Regions from separate parts of the Homo sapiens genome. Here region 2 is linked to region 1. A link is a loop called in an ENCODE intact Hi-C map of the cell type or tissue named here. Cell type or tissue: heart left ventricle. All regions are shown on one strand. Each heading gives the region's core, and the rest is flanking DNA. Links, peaks and the distances in the headings are about the cores only.

Region 1 (10,539 bases), core at 2,728-7,727:
TGAGGGGGGTGGGCCCTTTGGGAGGTGATGGGGTGAGATGAGGTTATGCGGTGGGCCCCCCGGATGGGATGGGTGCCCTTACAAGAAGGGACACGGGATCAGGCTCTCTCCACAGGGCGCAGAGGCAGCTCTGTGAGCCAGGAAGGACCCTCACCAGGAACCAAACCGGCCGGCTTCTTGGCCTCAGACTGACAGCTCCAGAACTGGGAGAAATACGTGTCTCGTTTAGGCTCTCTGGTCTGTGGCATTTTGTGATGGAGCCTCTGCCGACCGAGGGAGGGGCTGAGGGTGGACAGGCTGGGAATACCTCACCTTGGGTGCTCCCAGGAGGCTTCACGGGGAGACCGGGGCCGGGAGCTGCTGCTGGCTCCACACCTGTCCTGAGAGGGTCTGTCCTGGCCGCTGAGCAGGTGGGTCTGGAGGGCGGTGGGGCTGGCGGTGCTGGGCGCGGCTCCCAAGATGCGTGCAGCTGTCCGCGGTGGCTGCCTCGTCCAGCAGCGTCCCTGCCAGAAGTGGGTGCTTTGAGGGCCAGTGCCTGGTCTGTCCCGACTCCCTCTGTGTCCCCAGCTGCCAGCAACGTGCAGCGGATGACAAGTGAAATGAACGAGGGAGTGAGAGCCGAAAAAGACACCTTCCAGGAATCGTGGTGAAAGCAGCGAGCACAGTGTGGTCCGGGGCTGGGGGTGTGAGATGGCTGGGATTATAGTGAGAGGCGAGACAGGGGATGCAGACGGGTAGATGCCACAGGGCCTCCTCTTCCCCGTGAAAAGCTTCAGACTTTCTTCATCCTCAGGGTAACGGCAGCCACGGACAGATTTGTGAGGACCTTTGGTTGGAGTATTGGAAACCGGGAGGGGTGAGGCCGTGGAGAGAGCCGTGTGGGGGAGGTGCCCAGGCTGGAGTGGCGGCGTCGGGTGTGGAGAGAAACTGGAGATAAGGGACGCGAATCTGACTCGGTGACTTTGTTGTTGATGTTGATGTCTTCACTGGTTGCCATTGCCCAGGAGGGTGTTTACAGCACAGCGCTCTGATCAGCAGCTGCGGATCTACTCTTGGTGAAGAGCAACCATTAGATTAGGCTCAAGTGTGGAAATTAACCGCAAACCAGATTCTAAAAGCAGACCTCCTGCCAGTGGTCTGGTCTCCTTTGGAAGACAGTGTGATCCTTGTCTGCCTGACGCAGCTCAGGCCCATTCCTACCAGCTCAGTAAGGGCCGGCATGGCTGAGAGCCCATCGTGGACCCTGGGAGGAGACTGATGGGAGGCTCCCCTTTCTGGGCTGTGTAACCTCACCGTGCCCCGCTTCCTCGTGAGCATGCACCCATGGCTGGCAATGACTGTGAGGAGTGACAGAGTGAATTCCACCGGGCCGGCAGCACCATTCAGGAAGCACTAACTGCTGTGAGGGCCTGGAGCCCTGTGCCCTATGGTGGCCGCCCCCTCTCCCTCCAGATGTGCTCTGGTGGCGGGGGGGGGGGGGGGCGTGGCGTGGGGGACACGTAGAAGGAAACATGGCTGTTTATTTCCTTTCCGGATGGGGAAGGCTTTTCTAAACTCCACATAGTTGAAGGAATTTGTAGAGGCAAAGACTGATGGATTCGAGTAAATAAAACTGGCAGGACTTTTCTTAGGCTCTTAGAGTTTAAATGTGATTAAAAGGCAGACTGGGAATATATTTTTAAAAACAACAATAGGCTGGTTTAACAATTTTTATAAAGAACTCTTATAAATGAAAGAGAACATGTAAAATTCCAATAGAAAGATGGTCAAAAGCTTCTCTTAGAATCTAGCCCAGCCCCATCCAATAGAAATGGTGTGTAAAGTGCATATGTCATTTCAAAGTTTGAAGAGTCACATTTTAAAAAGCAAAAAGAAATAGGTGAAATTATTTTAATAATATATTTTATTTCACCCAGTGTATCTAGAATGTTATCATTTCAACATATAATCAGTATACAGTTATTAATGAGACATGTTATCTGTTTTTGTGTGGCCTTCAGAACCGGGTGTGTTTGACCCTGAGCCGTGGCCGCACAGATGGCAGGAGCGAGGGGAGGTGGCTGCCAGGTAGTGCCCCTTCCTTGCTTACAGCTGAAGCAGCACCTGGCATTCCCATTCTTGGCCTCTGGGTGCCGAGGGTGGGTCCATTTGGCTGCCTGACGTGTGTCCCCAGCACTGCAGATGGGTGGTTCCTCTTTAAGCTACCTGGTGTTATACAGCAGTGGCCTCAAACTTGCTCTTGCCCTCTGACCCCAGCCCTCCCCTCCTAAGAGCTCCAGAAACACAGACTCCACGTGAGGGAACCCCAGCTCTGTTGTAGGGCAGTGCGCTGCCCGCCTGCTCAACTTCAGGTGACGAATGGCCCCATCCTCTCGAGCCAGGGCCCTGCAGCTGTTCAGTGTCTTCATGAACTTTCAGTGACTCAGGAAAGTGGCTGAAGATAAAAATCTCATCGTACATCTTTGAAGGGAGTTGTGTTACATTTGCATGCATAGCGGAAGATTGGCTGTGGGGCGACGGGAGACCTGAACAGAAGGTTCTTCTGTGTCCCCTCTTTTTCTGGAAGTCTCCAGTGTGGCTCCAGGGTTGGTGCTAGTGGCTGTGGAATGAGTGTTCACTTGCTGCTGCGTGGTTTGGCCCTTCCCTCTGCATTGTGCGGACAGCCCTGTGCTGCGGCAGTTCTCCACATGCATTCCACACGTGAGCATCCATGAGGGGTGGGTATCCACAAGGGAATGGCATCCACGATGGCCAGGTGGCCTCCGGGGAAGCTGTCCTCCAGGGAAGGCATCCATGAGGGAGGGTCCATGAGTGGAGGGTATCCATGAGGGAGGGGTGTCCACAAGGGCAGGGTGTCCTCCAGGGGAAGCTGCCCTCCAGGGAAAGACAATCATAAGGGGAAAGTGTCCATAAGGGGAAGGCATCCAAGAAGGGTGGGCGTCCTTGAGGGGAGAGTGTTCTTGAGGGCAAAGCGTTCTTGAGGGAACGTCATCCTCGAGGGAAAAGCATCCTCCAGGGGAAGGTGGCATCCATGAGGGAAAGGTGTTCATGGAGGAGGGCGTCCTCGAGGATAGGGTACCCTCTAGGGAAAGACATCCTTCAGAAAGGCATCTATGAGGGGATGATGTCCTCCAGGAAAAGGCGTCTATGAGGGAAAGCCATCCATGAAGAAAAGGCGTCCATGAGGGTAAGGTGTCCATGAGGGGAAGGCGTCCATGAGGGAAAGCTGTCCATGAGGGGAAGACGTCCATGAGGGGAAGGCGTCCATGAGGGGAAGGCATCCTTGAGGGGAAGGCATCCTCCAGGGATATGTGTCTGTGAGGGGAGGGTGTCCTCTAGGGAAAGGCCTCCATGAGGGAAAGACGTCCTTGAGGGGAGGTGTCCTTGAGGAAAAGATGTCTATGAGGAGATGGTGTCCATAAGGGAAAGGTGCCCATGAGGGGAGGGTGTCCTTGAGGGGAAGGCAAGCTCTAGGGAAAGGCATACATGAAGAGAGGCCATCCTTGAGGAAAAGGCATCCATGAGGGAAAGGCTTTCATGAGGGAAAGATGTCCATGAGGGGAAGACATCCATGAGAGGAAGACGTCCATGAGGGGAAGACGTCCATGAGGGGAAGACATCCATGAGGGGAAGACATCCATGAGGGGAAGACATCCATGAGGGGAAGACATCCATGAGGGGAAGGCATCAGTGAAGTGAAAGTGTCCATGAGGGTGGGGGGCGGGTGGGGCCTCGGTCGCACCTGCCATGACCCTGGACTTAACCTTGCCCTGCCCTGTGCGGTGGTGGGGGCCGGGAGGCGGCGGGGGCGGCGGGGGACGTGCTTCTTAAACTAGAGCTGATTTGTGGGAGCTTCGATGGCCCAAGCCCGGACTTTGTTCGGGTTAGAGCCCTGCGTTTCCACCTCTGCCCGTGGCGTCTCCGGCAGCAGCTTCTGGCTCCATCTGCAGATTTGCTTAAGTCACTTGCCCTATCTCTGGGGGGAAGGCTGCTGCATGTGGTCAGTGTGGTAGAACCCACAGTCTCCCCAAAAAACCTCTAGGCTGTGCTTGGGTGGGGCCTGCTGGGTCCCACACCCCTCCCCATGGTGGCCCAGCCCCACGCAGGGCCAAGGAAAGGCAGCTCCAGATCACACAGGCTGGCCAGGCTGCCTGCGGTGAGGTCATGGAAACTCATGGTGTCCTGTGTGCAGGGCGGAGAGAAGAACAGGCCCCTGCCCACACAGCTGCTCCGTGTGCCCTGGCCGGTCCCATCGGCTGCGCCTTGAGGAGGCTGTCTGACCAGGGGCCTGTGGGAACCTGGGTCTGGTTGGTCACAAACAGGCCTCTTTCTGGGGTCCCAGCACCCGTTGCAGCCCAGCCCAGCCCCGAAGGGACCTGGAGAGGAGAGCCCCCACCCAGGGCAAGGGTGGGCAGCGGGGATTTTAAACAGGGTGTTTTCCAGGCGTCGTTGGCAAGTAACTGTGGCCTTTTTCTATCAAGAAATTCCCGTGTCCCTCTGCGCGCCTTATCTTGGCATGGGGCTTCCACTGGGGTGCTGTGCAGGATGTAATTCCTTTTTAGGTCACTCCGATACTCCTCTTTGGAGAACGCCTGACAGGGCCTGGCTGTTGCTATTTTTAACACCGAGTCTTGGCCGTGCCGATGGACGTGGCCTGGGCAGGCCTGTGCTGCCTGTTTCCTGGGAACCAGGGGCCCTTCGTGCTGGGCCCCGCTCCGCGGCAGAAGCAGGGTGCTGCTTGTTTGGCTGGTGAACGTGCTTTTTCTTGCCATGCCTTTCCAAGATATTTTTCCTGGGCCTTCCTATGAAGCATCCAGTTCAAGGACACTATAATAAAACAACCCATGTGGTTTTATTGACTGCCCTTTTTTCCTTTAAGGTAGGAGCACCTGCTTTTTCACTGTAGAATTTTGGTGAAGAAAATGCACAGCTTTGGGCCGTGACTTCCCCGATAGTTCCAAGGTCACGCATGCCAGTGTCATTGTCACTCAGGGCGTGAAGTGCTGAGCAGAAGCTCAGACTCGTGGGTGGAGATGTGCACCCCCATGGGGGTTGTGTCTCTTCACAGCCCTGCCTGGTAACCTGGGGACACTCGGTCACATCTGTGCTTTGCAGCAGTGTGTTTCCAGCCAGGCCTGACCCAAGCGTGCTGTCCGACACTGTGGCGTGGCCTTTCCTGTCCATCCTCTGCGGTCCAGCAATATGTTTTGTTGAAGGGATCTTTGTCCAGGATCGTGCAGGCTGCAGAGGCTCCCAGGCCAGCCCTGGGGAGCTGCTTGGCTTTCTGCAGCTGCCTAGAGCTCTGTGTGTGTCCCTGTCCTCCCGGATGCCAGGGCGCCTGTGTCCCCTGTGGCTGTATCTCTCTGGCACGGGCCAACGCCTGTGGTGTGAGTAGCTGTGTCTGGCTGGTGTCACCTCACTCTGTCCAGCCTGTGCTGAGCCTGGATGCCAGCATTGTTGACACCTCACAGCGACCGTCTCAGGAAGGCATGTGCCGAAGTGGATCCTCTGAGAGGCAGGAACCAGGCCCCAGAATTCCCGCCAGGAAGGGGTCCAGCAGGAGCCCGTGCCCGGTGTGCTTCCTGGAAAGCCCACACTTCCACCCACCACCACTGCACCCCGCCCAGATTGTCATGGGCACTGACTGAATTGATCAGGAACTTGGGAGCCAGGTGTGAAATGCAGCCATTATTAAAAATCAAATTATATAAACCTGTAATAAAGTAAATATATTAAAACCAAAGGCAATAAATGCCCCACACTCATCCCTTCCTAATTATTGTACTGTTACGTATGATCTTGACTATTTAGCTCTGTGTCTGGGTGAGGGAAATACTCACACAGTATTTGATGTGTGAATGATGGTGCCTTGCCGAGCACCTCTCCTACCCCAGGTTCAGTGATGCCACATCGGTGGCTTAGCGTTGGCCATGGCGGGGCATTCACACCTCGGAAGGGCAGTCCCAGGGCCTCGCCTGGAGAGCTAGTATTGAGAGCTTTCGAGCACACCACTGCCTGGGGAGTTGGGGGGCTGGTTCTGTCTCCCTTCCCCATGGAGGAGGCCTCTGTCCCCAGGGCAGGGGCTCCTGGGTGCTGGCTTACTTGGTCAGGTAAAGACATTGCAACAAAGGTGCCCTGTCCCTGGCTGCCTTTTGTGGTGGTGCTAGCCACCCATCAGCTTCAGTAGTGAGCTCCCGGACCTCAGCCCCTGCCTGGCTCCCTTTAGTGGGCGAGGTGCTTGAATCCTGGCTGTTGGGAGTCATTGCTCATCAGTGAAGCATTTACATTTACCCGGTACATTCTGCAGCTTCACTCACTTGCAGAGGAAATATTTTTTTTTCTGTTAGCCAAAAATGTCCAATAGTAGGTCACGAAAACCCATCCTCTTCAAATGAGCTATTTTGAGTTTCTCGCCTTGTGCAGTGACTAAATCTGTTTTAAAACGAAGTCTCTGATGTGCGTGTCTGTCGGCTCTGGTGAGGCCACTGCAGGTGCCCAAGCGTGGAGTGGGTTCGTACTGTCTGAGCCTGGGCACCGCACCTCCTCCAGAGCTGGCAAACAGAAGTGTTTTCAAGCTGAATCCCCAAGCAGGACGTTGGTAAGAAACAGAGATTCCCTCTTTTCTCCCTGGCCTTGCCATTATGAGACCAGGAAAGATCACAGACCTCAGAGAAGGTCATGATTTTTCCATTGTTCAGAGGCACTCACTCGAAGGCCCTGGGGGTGGCTTTGCGCAGCTCCAGGGCTCCTGCCTTGGGTGTTGCTGGCTGGAGGGAATGTGTTTTTTGGGTTTCTGGTTTTGTTCCTACAGAGTTAGTTAAACAGTGAGCACGTTCAGCAAACTTATTGTGACGATTTCAAGCCCATATAAACATGGAGAGAATCCTTTCCGTGCCCAGCACCCACGCTCAGCTGTGAAGCTCGTGGCCAGTTCTGCTTCAGACCCCTCCACCTGCTCTTCCCACCCCTGAGCATTTGAAGCAAAAACCAGACAGTGCATCACTTCATTCGTGACTATTTCAGTAGGTATTTCAAAGAATACAGACCCTACACAGTAGCTTTATATCTAAAAAGATGATCAGTAATTCCAACCTATTCAATATCCAGTTAGGATTTAGATGTTCTCAGTTGTCTCATAATTGTTTTTTACAGTTCATGTGTTACAATTAATTGATGTTTTGATGGAAATTGTTTTGTAGCTTTCGTGAAGTTAGGAGTGCCATCTCCCTTGGCGGGTGTGCCCCGGAGAGGCGTGTCATCTCCCTTGGCAGGTGTGCCCCGGAGAGGCGTATCATCTCCCTTGGTGGGTGTGCCCCGGAGAGGCGTATCATCTCCCTTGGTGGGTGTGCCCCGGAGAGGCGTATCATCTCCCTTGGTGGGTGTGCCCCAGAGAGGCATGTCATCTCCCTTGGGTGTGCCCCGGAGAGGCGTGTCATCTCCCTTGGTGAGTGTGCCACGGAGAGGAGTATGCATTCTGTGTTCTGCAGGTGTCAGATGTGGTTTTCTGTCGTGCCAAGTGGACCACGGAGCTTGACTGTGTCCTGCATCTTGACTGCTTGTGTGTGTTGGTCTAGATCCATTGAGTGCCAAGGGAGGGCGCTAAAGTCTCCTACAGTGGTTGTGGGATTGTCTGTTTCTCCTTTGTTCTGTCAACCTCTGCCCAGTGTGTTTTTTGTTATTAGCCATATACACATTTGTGGTTGTGCTGTCTTCCTGAGAGTTGTCTCGGTCATCACGAATGTTCTTCTTCGTCTCCTGGAGCCTTGGTCCAATGAATGTTGCCGCCACTGCGGCTCACGGTGGCCCTCCCAGGCTCTCGGCCGGCAGCCCTGCCTGGCTCACCGCAGCCCTCCCAGGCTCATGGCTGGTGTGGTGTGTGCTTTCCTGTTTGCTCTCTGTCTGTTTGTGTCTTTATCCTGAAAGTGTGTCTCTTACAGGCAGTGTGTCCTTCAGTCTTGTTTTTTATCCACCCTGTAGCTCCCAGCCTTGCAATTGGAAAGTCCAGAACAGCCTCAGCTGACGGAACTTCCTGATGAGAGTTCCAGTCTGTGGCATTCACAATGGCAGCCACTGGCCACCTGTGGCTTTTGATGGCGCATATTTGAAATGTGATTCGTGCTGTCAAAGAACTCAGTTTTTAAACATTTATTTCGTTTTCTTTTAAATAGCCACATTTGACTTGTGACAGCTAGATAACACAGTGCCAGTCTAGACCACTAACCCTGTTATAACTGTTGATGTGGTTGAATTGGGGTCTGCCATTTTTTATTTTTCTGTTTGTACACTGGTTTTTGTACCCTTTTCCCCTCATTCCTGCTGTCTTTTGAATTATTTAATTTTTTTTGGCATTCCATTTTTATTTCTTTATTGGCTGTTTGCCTTTTTAAAGATTTTTTTTTTTTTTTTTTTTTTTTTTTGAGACGGAGTCTCGCTCTGTTGCCCAGGCTGGAGTGCAGTGGCGCGATCTTGGCTCACTGCAAACTCCGCCTCCCGGGTTCATGCCATTCTCCTGCCTCAGCCTCCTGAGTAGCTGGGACTACAGGTGCCCGCCACCATGCCCGGCTAATTTTTTGTATTTTTAGTAGAGATGGGGTTTCACTGTGTTAGCCAGGATGGTCTCGATCTCCTGACCTCGTGACCCGCCCTCCTCAGCCTCCCAAAGTGCTGGGATTACACGCATGAGCCATTGCGCCCGGCCCTTTTTAAAGATATTTTTAAAGCTACTTGGGAGGGTGAGGTGGGAGGGTTGCTTGAGGCCAGGAGTTTGAGACCAGCCTGAGCAACATAGCAAGATCCCTGTCTCTCGAAGATTTAAAAAAAAAAAAAATTAGCTGGGTTTGGTGGTGCACACCTGTTGTCCCAGCATCAGGAGGCTGGAGGCTAAGCCAGAAGGATAACTGAAGCCTGGGAGGTGGAGACTGCAGTGAGCTGTGATCACACCACAGCACTTCAGCCTGGGTGACAGAGCGAAATCCTATCTCAAAGACAAAAAAAAAAAAAAAAAAGGCATATTCAAGTGGTTGCTAGTTAATATTGTACTACTTCATGTGCAATGTTGAAATCTTGAAATCACATAGGTTTCTATATGGCATGTATTCCATCTGTGTACGTTGAAAATCCCAGTTGGAAATATTATTTCAAAAAAATGCTTTATTGGATAAACAAAATGTGTGTGTGTGTGTGTGTGTGTGTATTTTCTATACCACACACATATATGCAATGTAATATTCGGCCATAAAAAGAATGAAATCGTCTTTTGCAGCAACGTGGATAGAACTTGCTTTACTTCTTCCGTGAAACAGCTCAGAAAGTCAGTCCACATGTTCTCCCTTCTAAATGGGAGTGAGGGATGAGAGTCACCTAAGGGTACAGTGTGCACACGATTCGAGTGGTGGTTACACTGAAAGCCCTGGCTTTAGCCCTGTGCAAAACAGCCACGTCACAAAACTGCACTGTACCCCTTACATGTATACAAATTTAAAAAATGAACTCAGCATCAGCAAACTGCACTCCCTCCACCCTGGTTTGCAGCCCAAGCCAGCCTGCTGCACGCCTTTGGAAATCGAGGTTGTGGACGCACAGCCACCCCCAGTCGCTCCTGTCCCTTGGGGCTGCCCTTGCGCTGCTGAGCAGGGACCACAGAGCTCCCATGTCCATTTGGTTATTTATGGAAGAGAACCAGCCCTGCCTTCCTGGATTCCTCAGAAAGGGCTGATGGGGGCAAAATTTCCCAAATTTTTGTACGTTGAAAACTGTTTTGTATAGTTTTGGAATTTGAAGGATGCTTTGCTGGATAAATCGCCCTTGGTTCAGGCCTCATTTCACTGAGATGTTTAGGAAAGGTCATTCTGTTGTCGTCTTAGTGCGTATGTTGGGTTTGAAGAGACTGGTGCTGGTCCGATTCTTTACATTTTATTTTTATTTTTATTTTTTTCTCTTTGAGATGGAGCCTCGCTCTGTCGCCAGGCTGGAGTGCAGTGGCACAATCTCAGCTCACTGAAACTTCCGCCTCCCGGGTTCAAGCGATTCTCCTGCCTCAGCCTCCCAAGTAGGTAGGACTACAAGCGTGCGCCACCAGGCCCAGCTAATTTTTGCATTTTTAGTAGAGACGGGGTTTGACCATGTTGGCCAGGATGGTCTTGATCTCCTGACCTTGTGGTTGATCCGCCCGCTGCCTCGGCCTCCCAAAGTGGTGGGATTACAGGCGTGAGCCACCTGTTGTTTAATTGATCTTTTTTACCTGGAGGCCATGAGGATCTTATCTTTATCTTTGAAATCTTGGAGTTGATTACTTTGGGTTAATTTTCTGAAGTATTCAGTGAGCCTTTCAGTGTATAAGTGCGGGTCTTTTTCTGTTTTGAAGTTTTCCTGGGTTATAGTTTTAAATGTTAGGTGTTTCAGGTGAGTGTGTAAGTGCGGGTCTTTTTCTGTTTTGAAGTTTTCCTGGGTTATAGTTTTAAATGTTAGGTGTTTCGGGTGTCCTTTGGGTCCCTGATCCTCCAAATGTTCCTCCTTCTCTGCCTGTCTCCCACGGTCACT
Region 2 (10,539 bases), core at 2,242-7,241, 55 kb before region 1:
CGTGACCCAGGGCTCTTGGTGGGGATGTGCCGTTTGCTCTTTTTCATGTGTCTAGCCCTTGGGAAGTGTTTTTGGTACTGCTGGTTCTCATGCTCTAGTCCTGGTAATGGGCTAGTGTGCTTGTTCTGGCTTTACTCGGTAGCGTTTATAACAGGACAGGATTCAGAGGACACTGTTGCTGAGGGAAAGTTTGTGCCACTTAACCTGGTGTTGCTTCTGGCCCTGCCTCTGCTGGGCGTCTGTCTGCAGCGTGCCTTGGAGTGTTTCCCTTGCTCTGCTGATTGCTGAAATGCAAGACCTGGGCCTCTGGAATCCCATTGAAAGAACTTGTTTAAAGAAACATCAGCTCGGTTTATTTCATACACAGCTACTTTTTGTAGATACTGAGGTTTTGTTGAGATGTTGGGGTGTACGTGCCGTGTGAGGTTTTGTTGAGATGTTGGGGTGTGCGTGCCGTGTGAGGTTTTGTTGCGATGTTGGGGTGTACGTGCCGTGTGAGGTTTTGTTGAGATGTTGGGGTGTGTGTGCTGTGTGAGGTTTTGTTGATGTTGAGGTGTGTGTGCCGTGTGAGGTTTTGTTGAGATGTTGGGGTGTGTGTGCCGTGTGAGGTTTTGTTGCGATGTTGGGGTGTACGTGCCGTGTGAGGTTTTATTGAGATGTTGGGGTGTGTGTGCTGTGTGAGGTTTTGTTGATGTTGAGGTGTGTGTGCTGTGTGAGGTTTTGTTGATGTTGGGGTGTGTGTGCTGTGTGAGGTTTTGTTGAGATGTTGGGGTGTGTGTGCTGTGTGAGGTTTTGTTGATGTTGAGGTGTGTGTGCCGTGTGAGGTTTTGTTGAGATGTTGGGGTGTGCGTGCCGTGTGAGGTTTTGTTGAGATGTTGGGGTGTACGTGCCGTGTGAGGTTTTGTTGAGATGTTGGGGTGTACGTGCCGTGTGAGGTTTTGTTGAGATGTTGGGGTGTGTGTGCTGTGTGAGGTTTTGTTGATGTTGGGTTGTGTGTGCTGTGGGAGGTTTTGTTGAGATGTTGGGGTGTGTGTGCCGTGTGAGGTTTTGTTGAGATGTTGGGGTGTGCGTGCCGTGTGAGGTTTTGTTGAGATGTTGGGGTGTGCGTGCCGTGTGAGGTTTTGTTGAGATGTTGGGGTGTACGTGCCGTGTGAGGTTTTGTTGAGATGTTGGGGTGTGCGTGCCGTGTGAGGTTTTGTTGAGATGTTGGGGTGTGTGTGCCGTGTGAGGTTTTGTTGATGTTGAGGTGTGTGTGCCGTGTGAGGTTTTGTTGAGATGTTGGGGTGTGTGTGCTGTGTGAGGTTTTGTTGAGATGTTGGGGTGTGTGTGCCGTGTGAGGTTTTGTTGATGTTGAGGTGTGTGTGCTGTGTGAGGTTTTGTTGATGTTGAGGTGTGTGTGCCGTGTGAGGTTTTGTTGAGATGTTGGGGTGTACGTGCCGTGGGAGGTTTTGTTGAGATGTTGGGGTGTACGTGCCGTGGGAGGTTTTGTTGAGATGTTGGGGTGTGCGTGCCGTGGGAGGTTTTGTTGAGATGTTGGGGTGTGCGTGCCGTGGGAGGTTTTGTTGAGATGTTGGGGTGTGCGTGCCGTGGGAGGTTTTGTTGAGATGTTGGGGTGTGCGTGCCGTGGGAGGTTTTGTTGAGATGTTGGGGTGTGCGTGCCGTGGGAGGTTTTGTTGAGATGTTGGGGTGTGCGTGCCGTGGGAGGTTTTGTTGAGATGTTGGGGTGTGCGTGCCGTGGGAGGTTTTGTTGAGATTTTGGGTTGTACGTGCCGTGGGAGGTTTTGTTGAGATGTTGGGATGTGCGTGCCGTGTGAGGTTTTGTTGAGATGTTGGGGTGTGTGTCCTGTGTGAGGTTTTGTTGAGATGTTGGGGTGTGTGTGCCGTGTGAGGTTTTGTTGCGATGTTGGGTGTGTGTCCTGTGTGAGGTTTTGTTGAGATGTTGGGGTGTACCTGCTGTGTGAGGGCCGGCCTTGTTTCTGTTTACTGATGCCTCCTGGGCCTCACACAGGGAGGGGTGAACAGAGGTCTTAGGGAGGGTGTTTTTCTCTTTTTTTTCTTTTTTTTTTAATTTTGTATTTTATTTTATTTTATTTTATTTTATTTTATTTTATTTTATTTTTTGTAGAGATGGGGTCTCAGTATTTTTTTTTTTTGAGACAGAGTCTCGCTCTGTTGCCCAGGCTGGAGTGCAGTCGTGGGATCTTGGCTCACTGCAACCTCTGCCTCCTGGGTTCAAGCCATTTTCCTGCCTCAGCCTCTGGAGTAGCTGGGGGGTGTTTTTCGTTTTAAAAGGCCTGGAATGTGGTTTCTGTGAGAGCCTTCCGGAAGCTCTGGGGAGGTGCTTGTCCTTGTTGCTGGGCCTTGGGGCGTGAGGCAGCTGGTAGGCACGGACTTCTGGTGGTAAGGAGCTGTCTAGCCTGGAAGCCTGCAGCCCACCTGACGATAGAAACGCAAAGCACACCTCAGCATATGGTCTGCGGAGTCCTCCCGGGGGCTCCGGATTCGGGGTGTCCGTGGAAAACACATGATGCCAGGTCCACAGGGTGACAGGTGACAGGTGACCCAGCCTTCAGGCTCCCTGTCCAGCCGCTGGGACTCTGTTGAATGCTGCATTCTTCCTCCGCAGGCTGGCGTTTGCACCGGCCTGGACACATCGCAACCCTGACCTGTGTGCTGAAGGGCGGCCGCCTGATGTCTGCCTGCTTTTGGCATTTGGACGACACCTGGTTTCTGCCTGAGGGAGGGATTGGTCCTCTTACCTGATGTGTAGCTCCCAGAAAGGCTTGTGCAGAACTGACATGTGGCTAGCCTGCTCCCAGCCCCCCGCAGCTCACAGGGTCAGGATGGGAGGGGAGTACAGGCTGAGGCACCAGGCACCACAGGGGCCTGCACGTCACTGTCAGTCTGGTTAAACATCATAAAATTAGTAACCAAACCGATCTAACCACATTCACAATCATTTGGAAACTGGTGAAAAGGGGAAAGCAATGAGCACTATCCTACTTCCCTAACCCAACCACAAGCAGCGGAGCCAGTTATTTCTTGGCTTCTCTGTGGAAGTGCGTTTATTTGAAATCCGTAAACAGTGTTTATCTTGGCGAGGAGGAATCCTGCACCAGCTTAGACAAGGAACTCCTGACGCCTCAGCGCCTGGCCCTCAGGACAGCCTTTCCCCGGTTCCCTGTGTCCCTCTGGCCGTGGGCTCCCGCGTGGTGTGTGCGGCCCAGGGCCCTGGCAGTGGGGAGTGTGTGGTCCCCTAGTGACACCGCCTGCTCTGTGGCTGTTTTCTTTCTTTATGATTGTTTGCTTCTCACACTCCCTGCCAAAGGACCTGCTTGATGCCACTGACATCGCGGCTCTTGTGGACTGTGGAGCTGGTGGCTCCCCTCTCCTCCTGAACCACGAGTACTTTCTGGGGAAATGATTTCACCCACTGCCCCCTGCCCACATCCCTCCACCACAGATGCCACCTGACCTGCAGCTACCCACTGGGCTGCTGTAGCTCCTTGGTGACCAGACTCTGCCCTTCCCTGCCAGTGTGTGTGCTGAGCCTCTGAGATCACGGCCCAGCCCTGGGCCCTCCCTGTGCAGGTCAGGCTCCAGGTTGAGGCCAGGTGAGGGAGCCGTGGTCCGGGGCTGTGGCTCTGCTCCTCTCCAGCCCTCTTGCCAGAGGTGGGAGGTGCTGGTGTGCCCCTCCTGCCCCCAGGACAGCACTTCTCTGTCTGCTTCCTGAGGCTCACAGCACAGCTCCTGTCTGCAGGGAGAGGAGAGTATGGAGAGGTTCAGAATGCGGGCTTGGACAGGTGCTGGGTGGCACCCCGAGCGGGTTTTCCTTTCAGGTGTGGGGCTGCAGGTTCTAGTGGGTTCTCCACACAGTCCTGGCCCTGGATGGAAAGAGGGAGAGAATCTAGCCTTGGGCTCTGGGCTGTGGTGGCTCCCTGAGGCCTTGCAGCTGGGAGGGGTCCTCTGCTCCTGTCCCCAGTGTGCGTCCCCCACTGCATCCACCCTCTCTGGGGCCTAAACTGCACATGATATCATTCATTACCTTTTTTCCCAACCAGCTAACAGGATGCAAACGAGAGTGTTCTAAATGATCTTGGAATACAAACTTGCATATGTTACTTTCAAGCATTAAATGTTTACCTTCTTAAATAAATGGTTGTCACCTCATTTTACCTTCTGAATTAAGCAGATCTCTGATGCACCCAGCGTCTTGCCTGTGCTGACCGGCCACAGACCCTGGGAGAGTCCCCAGCTGGGATGGGGAGCCGAGGGTCGCACCCAGACTCACACCCCAGAACCCGGGTTTTAGAGTGAGACTGACGAGGGCCACCAGGATGTGCTCTGCCGGTGTCTGCCCTGTTCCCAGAATGCTGGTCACACCCGCTGAATTGCTGTGAGCCCAGTGGTGGGCTGAGTGCCACGGTTTGAACGCACCTGTGGTGCCTCTGACCCATGGGGAGAGGGCTTGTGCTGGGCTCCAGAAAACTCTGAGGGACCTCTGAAAGGTGGCAGGACTGTGGGGAAGGGGTTTTGGCTGAGGCTCAGCAGAATGAAGGGGCCAGGAGTGGAGGGGGCAGAGGGACCCCCAGGCAGGGCCGCTGCACCTGGAGAGAAGCTGGAAGGCAAAGACTGGGTCGTGGTGCCCTGAGTGCAGGTGGGTTGCTCCCCCCCGGCACGCCGCCCGTGGTGCATCACGTTCTGTTGCAGTGTCTGCTCCTGAGCATTTCAGGACGGGACTCTGATCATCCTCCAAGCCGGCCTGCATATCCTAGTTGGTATCTGAGTTAAGTTTACACAGGAGATATGGGGTCAAAAGGTGGTGGGGTACCTGGCATCCTACAGGTGGCATTCCTGTATCTGTGATTTTTGTTCACACGTTTATCTCGGGCTGCGCATGCCCGGCCCCGGGCCAGGGAACGGGACATGGCCATGAAAACAGTGGGCCCCTGCTGTCTTGAGGCCCATCTTTTGGTGGCCCCTGTTTTGGTGGCCATCAGGGAGGGGCCTGAGCCCCCCATGGGGTCAGGTGGAAAGTGGCAGCTCTTAGAGGTGACATAGGGACCCTTGGAGGTGACATTGAGACCCTTGGAGGTGACACTGAGACCCAAAGGAAGGACAGGAGGGCCCCTGAGGAGATGGATGAGGTGGGAAAGTGCAGCCAGCATGCCTGTCTCAGGGAGGCATTGGGTGTTGTGGGCAGCGGTGGTTCGTGGCCTCCTAGTGACCTCTCCTGGTCACTGGACAGCAGCCTCTCTCGCCCATGGGCGCTGCTCTCGGTTCCAGCCTCGTTGGTTACTCGGCAGCCGTCAGACTCCTGGTTTGAGAAGGGAGTGTGGGCTCCCTGTCCTCGAGGGGTTCAGCTGTGCCATTTGGGGGTGCTCCATGAAGCTGGCAGCTGGACAGCCGTGACACTGGTATTTCTTGGGTTATTTTAGTTGTAGGCATGTTTGCTAAATGTCAGCAATTTGGCCTCACTCAAAATTTGTTTTGAGATTAGGCTCAGTATTGAACTGCATTGAATGAAGTAAACCAGGATTCTAAAATTAACGTGTGAGGGGAAGTTATTTCACCATTGGGAGATTATTATGCTCTCTACAGAAAGTGTTGCAGAACTTTGATTTGACAGCAATAAAAATGAACCCTCTCCTTTTTTGTGTCTGGTTTTAGCTCAGTGCCATATAAATCTGGGCATTGAAGGTTCAAGGGTCCAGGCGCTCCACCTCTGCCCCTGTGGCTGTGTGGTGCTCTGTCTATGGGGATCTTTGTAGCACAAGCCCGAGCCTTATCAAAGACCCTGGTTCTCTCCACTGGGTGCATGTGGAGCACCTCGGCCGGCATTCAGTGCCCACTCTGCATGCCGCCCCCGTGCCAGTCCCCGGCAGGTGAAGGTGAGCAAGACCTTGCACTGGAGCAGCTCTGTCAGGAGAGTGTGCGGGGGCTGGAGGGGCTCTGTCAGGAGAGTGTGCGGGGAGTCTCATCCAGGAGAGTGTGCGGGGACTGGAGGGGCTCTGTCAGGAGAGTGTGCGGGGGCTGGAGGGGCTCTGTCAGGAGAGTGTGTGGGGCGTCTCACCCAGGAGAGTGTGCGGGGGCTGGGTCTGGGCTTCAGGGGAGGAGAGTATGTGGGGGCTGGGTCCGAGCTCCAGGACACCCAGAAGAGTATGTGGAGGCTGGGTCCAGGCTCCAGGACACCAGGAGAGTGTGCAGGGGCTGGGTCTGGGCTCCAGGAGAGGAGAGGAGACTCTCGACGGTGGGCAGCCCCAGGGAATGGCATGGTGGCTGGAGGGGGTGCCAGCAGAGGGGCTGCGGCCGTAGTCTTAGGGAGGGTGGCAGGCACTGCAGAGGTGCTCAGTCCGCCTGCCTTCTGTGGTGCAGGGTAGAGGTCGGGCCTCACAGGCTCTGGGTTTAAGTGCTGGAGCTGCCTCTCATTGGCCCTAGGGAAGCTGCTCGTCCTCTTGTGCCTCGGTTTCCACACCTGTATGGTTGAACTTGTTGCGGTGATGTAGGAAGGGGCCTGATGCCCCTTTGTGTGGCTCAAGGCTGGTGCGTGCCGGGCAGCTGTGAAATGAGCTGGGCTTCTGAGTGGCAGGGAGGCAGAGCCGCGCCGGTTGCGGGCTCCAAGCTGGGCTAGCTGGAGGCGGGGGAAGGAGAGTGTGGGGGGAGGTGGAGCCTGTGGGCCGGTGACGGAGGGGACCGCGGGGCGGGGTGGCGAGTGGGGCTCCTGGTGTCTGGGGCTGCAGCTGTGGGTGGCTGTCGTGCCCCTGAGTGAGGCGTACCTGTTGGGAAGTGAGGGCATGAACTCCGTTTTCCTCCTTTTGAGTCCCCCCGCCCCAGTACTGTGGTGAAAGCAGCTGCACCGGTGGCTCTGGTGGGAGCAGTAGGGGTGTGGGATTGTGCAGGGCAGGGAAGGGGCAGAGAGGGGGCCGGAGCCAAGGAGTGGACTCTGGGCATCCCAATGGTCTGTGTGAGGATGAACTGGGCTGATGCTTGCTGTGGGCCAGGGACACTAGAAGGGTGAGCTCCATTCTCCAGAAGCTCTGTGCTTCTGCGGCTGGCTCCAGCCTTGCCCTGCGGTGGTGGGGCCTGCTTCCCCGGCCATCCTGCCCTGTCCCTTTGCTGTAGGTGGGGCCTCAGTGAGGCTGGGAGATGATACTCTGGTGCTGCCCAGGGCTGGCCTCCCATAGCGATTGATGGGGTGAAGGAGAGGAGAAGCCCGGAAGATTGAGCAGGTTTTTAATTCACAGGGCCCTATTTTCGTCTGACCCCTGCTTCGTCATCCACCTGCCTCTCCGTGGCGCCTGGTTCTTGGTGCTCCCCTTTTGCAAACCTGAAGCTCAGCCACCATGCCTTGCCTGTTTAAAAGTTTTTTTTTTTTTTGTAGAGATGGAGTCTTGCTATCTTGCCTAGGCTGGTCCACTCCCGATACTGGAGTGGAGTCTGCCCCCGGGTTGTGGCCCACCTTCCTCCCACTGCTGGCAGGGGCTTTGCTGGCAGCTCCCAGGGCTGAGTTTTCATTGAATAATCTGCCCAGAAGGTTCCAGGGGCTGCATCTGGGTGGCTTGAGAGTAGAATTATTTGGCAACTTGCAGTGGGTTCTGTTTAAGAAGGAAAAGAAAGCCTGCTGGGTCCCTGATATGGTTTGGCTCTGTGTCCCCACCCAAATCTCACGTCAAATTGTAACCCCAGTGTTGGGGGAGGGACCTGGTGGGAGGTGATTGGATCCTGGGGGCCGATTTCTCGTGATAGTGAGTGAGTTCTTGTGAGATCTGGTTGTTTAAAAGTGTGTGGCACTTCCCCTTTCACACTCTATCTCCTGCTCCACCATGGTAAGGCGTGCTTTCTTCTTCTTCACCTTCCGCCATGATTGTAAGTTTTCTGAGGCCTCCCAGCCATGTTTCCTGTACAGACTGTGGAACTGTGAGTCAGTGCAACCTCTATTCTCCATGAATTACCAGTCTCAGGTAAGTCTTCATGGCAGTGTGAGAACGGACTAATACTGTCCTGGAATTGGCCATGCTTAGGGGAAAGAGTCACAGGAAGGGCCCTAGAGATCATCAACTTCAGCCCTTTTATTTTTGATTCTTAAAGACACATGTGAGATTGTTTTATAAAAATTTTGACTTACAAGGCTGAAAGAATTTTATAGCTAACACTTGTTTATCTGCCACTTAGATTCTATCATTAATGTTTTACTCTACTTGTTTTAGCACATTTTCCTCTGTCCATCAGTCATTGTTGATTTTGATGCATTTCCAGGTAAATTGCTGACATCAGCATACTTCCCCCAAATGCTTCTGTGTGAATATCACTAGCTAGAGCTCAGTATTTAATGTTTTTCTTTTGACATAAAAATTATACACAGCAAAATATACAGATCCTAAGTACACATTTGCTGAGTTTTGACGTGTCTGTTTAACCAAAATTGTTATCAAAACAAACACAAAGCTTGACCATCACCCAAGACCCCTCCCCCATACCTTTCCCTGGCCCTCCCAGGGAGGTGGCTCTTGTGGGTTTTCCCTCACGTAGCTTCGCCTGTCGGAGGACGCCACATTCACAGATGCCCTCTCTCCATATGGCTTCAGTCTCTTGCCAGACATTTTTGAGATGGGTCCATATTCTTCTCCGAACCAGAGGTTTGTTCCTTTTCATGGCTGAATAGTAGTCCTTTGTGGGAGTGTATGACTATGCCATAGCACATTTAGCTGTTCTCCTGTCGACAGGAGTTTCCTGTCCGGCCTCAGGAAACTTACAATGATAGCATGTTTTAATTATGATGAGCAAAGACTCTATGAACATTCTTGTACACATTTTTTGTGAACATCTATTTTTATTTTCTTAGGCAATTCTACCTAGGAGTGAAGTGGCAATGTCCTGGAGTAGATGTGCATTTAGTTTTATCAGAGGCTCTGGAACTTTCCCAGGCCAATTCTGCTGGTCTCTTCCTCTGACAGTGCGTGGAGGCCTTGACTGCTCCTCACCCTTCCCCCATTTGGTGTTCTTGTTTTTTCAGTTTTAGCTCTTCTGGCGGGTGTGCAGTGGGACCTCACTGTAGGTTTTATTGGCATCTCTTTGAGGATTAAGGAGGTGAGCATCTTTTCAGCTGCTTATTGACCATTCATGTATTTCTTTTGCAAAGTGTCTGTTCATATCTTTTGCCCATTTTTTTTGAGTTGTTTGTTTTCGTTAGGGAGTTGCAGGGGGCCTTTATGTACTCTGGATACCAGTCCTTTGTCAGATGTATATTTTGTGATACTTTCCCCCAGTCTGTGGCTTGCCTGTTCATTTTCTTTTTTTTTTGAGACAGAGTCTTGCTCAGTTGCCCAGGCTGGAGTGCAGTGGCGCGATCTCGGCTCACTGCAAGCTCTGCCTCCTGGGTTCATGCCATTCTCCTGCCTCAGCTTCCCGAGTAGCTGGGACTACAGGTGCCTGTCACCATGCCCAGCTAATTTTTTTGTATTTTTAGTAGAGACGGGGGTTTCACCATGTTGGCCAGGATGGTTTCGATCTCCTGACCTCATGATCTGCCCGTCTCGGCCTCCCAAAGTGATGAGATTACAGGTATGAGCCACTGCGCCCGGCCTCATTTTCTTAATGGCAGTTTCCATGAGCAGCAGTTTTTAGTTATGATTCTTCTATGGTTCTCGCTTTCTGAGGCAGAATATATCTGTGTTCACTGCCAGGCCATGAAGACCTTCTTCCTTTTTGCCTTCTTTAGAAGCTATATGCTTTTACTGTCTACATTTGGGTTTTTGACTTATCACAAGTTAATTTTTGTGTATGATGTGAGATAGTGGTTGAAGTTTATTATTATTTTTTCCATATGGAATTCAGCTGTTCCACCACTGTTTGTTGATAACTTTTTTTTTTTTTTTTTTTTAAAGAGACAGGGTCTTGCTCTGTCACCCAGGCTGAAGTACAGTGGCAACACGGCTCACTGCATCCTTGACCTCCCGGGCTCAAGCGATCCTCCCACCTTAGGCTCCTGAGTAGCTGGGACTAAAGGCATGCGCCACCATGCCCAGCTACTTTTAAAAATAATTTTTGTAGAGATGGGGTCTCACTATCTTGCCCAGGCTGGTCTCAAACTCTTGGGCTCAAGCAGCCCTCCTGCATCGAACTCCCAAAGTGCTGGGTTTACAGGCACGATACTTTGTTTTTCTCCATTGGATTGCTTTGGTATTTTTGTTGAAAATCCAGGTATAAGTGTGCTTTATTTCTGGATTCGCTATTCTGCTCCATCAGTCCATTGAATTTTATTCCAGGTCCACATGCCTCAGTTGTGTTGGCATTAGAGTAAGTCTTACAGTCAGTGCACATCCCTAACTTGATTCTTGCAGAGGCTGCTTTGGATATTCCAGGCCTGTTGCATTCCGACATAGATGTTAGAGCATCTTGTCAATTTCTGCAGAGTGCCTGCTGAGCTTCTGGCTGGTATTGCTTGGAATCGTAGATCAGTGTGCGGGGGAGTGATGTCTTCACAATGCTGAGTCTTCTGATTATGAAGATGGTTGTCACCTCATTTACTGAGGGTGTCTT

Evidence for each region. Hi-C counts contacts between places; a loop is a spot of excess contacts. Peaks named below come from ENCODE experiments on the same cell type or tissue, not always from the same donor. Only the 100,000 strongest peaks of a DNase experiment are listed, where the experiment ranks them.
Region 2: a loop joins it to region 1, with 2.5 times the contacts of the local background. A loop is called at or near these places in 35 of 110 quality-filtered maps.

The regions. Positions count from the first base shown.
Region 1 is chr10:132,626,997-132,637,535 of GRCh38, forward strand. The region is part of intron 2 of INPP5A (inositol polyphosphate-5-phosphatase A); the gene reads left to right. Among named protein-coding and RNA genes, the nearest start is that of INPP5A, 94 kb to the left of the region's middle. RefSeq lists enhancers at 1,529-6,312, 7,317-7,826. In heart left ventricle, for the core only: no CTCF peak of the experiment used is centred there; DNase peaks (open chromatin) are centred at 3,875, 4,175, 4,625, 5,365 and 1 weaker place; H3K27ac peaks cover 4,456 bases.
Region 2 is chr10:132,572,556-132,583,094 of GRCh38, forward strand. All of the region lies in intron 1 of INPP5A (inositol polyphosphate-5-phosphatase A), which reads left to right. Among named protein-coding and RNA genes, the nearest start is that of INPP5A, 40 kb to the left of the region's middle. RefSeq lists enhancers at 1-90, 1,630-2,399, 2,400-3,169, 3,170-3,938, 3,563-3,622 and 2 more. In heart left ventricle, for the core only: a CTCF peak has its summit at 5,249 (motif pointing left); a DNase peak (open chromatin) is centred at 5,248; H3K27ac peaks cover 667 bases.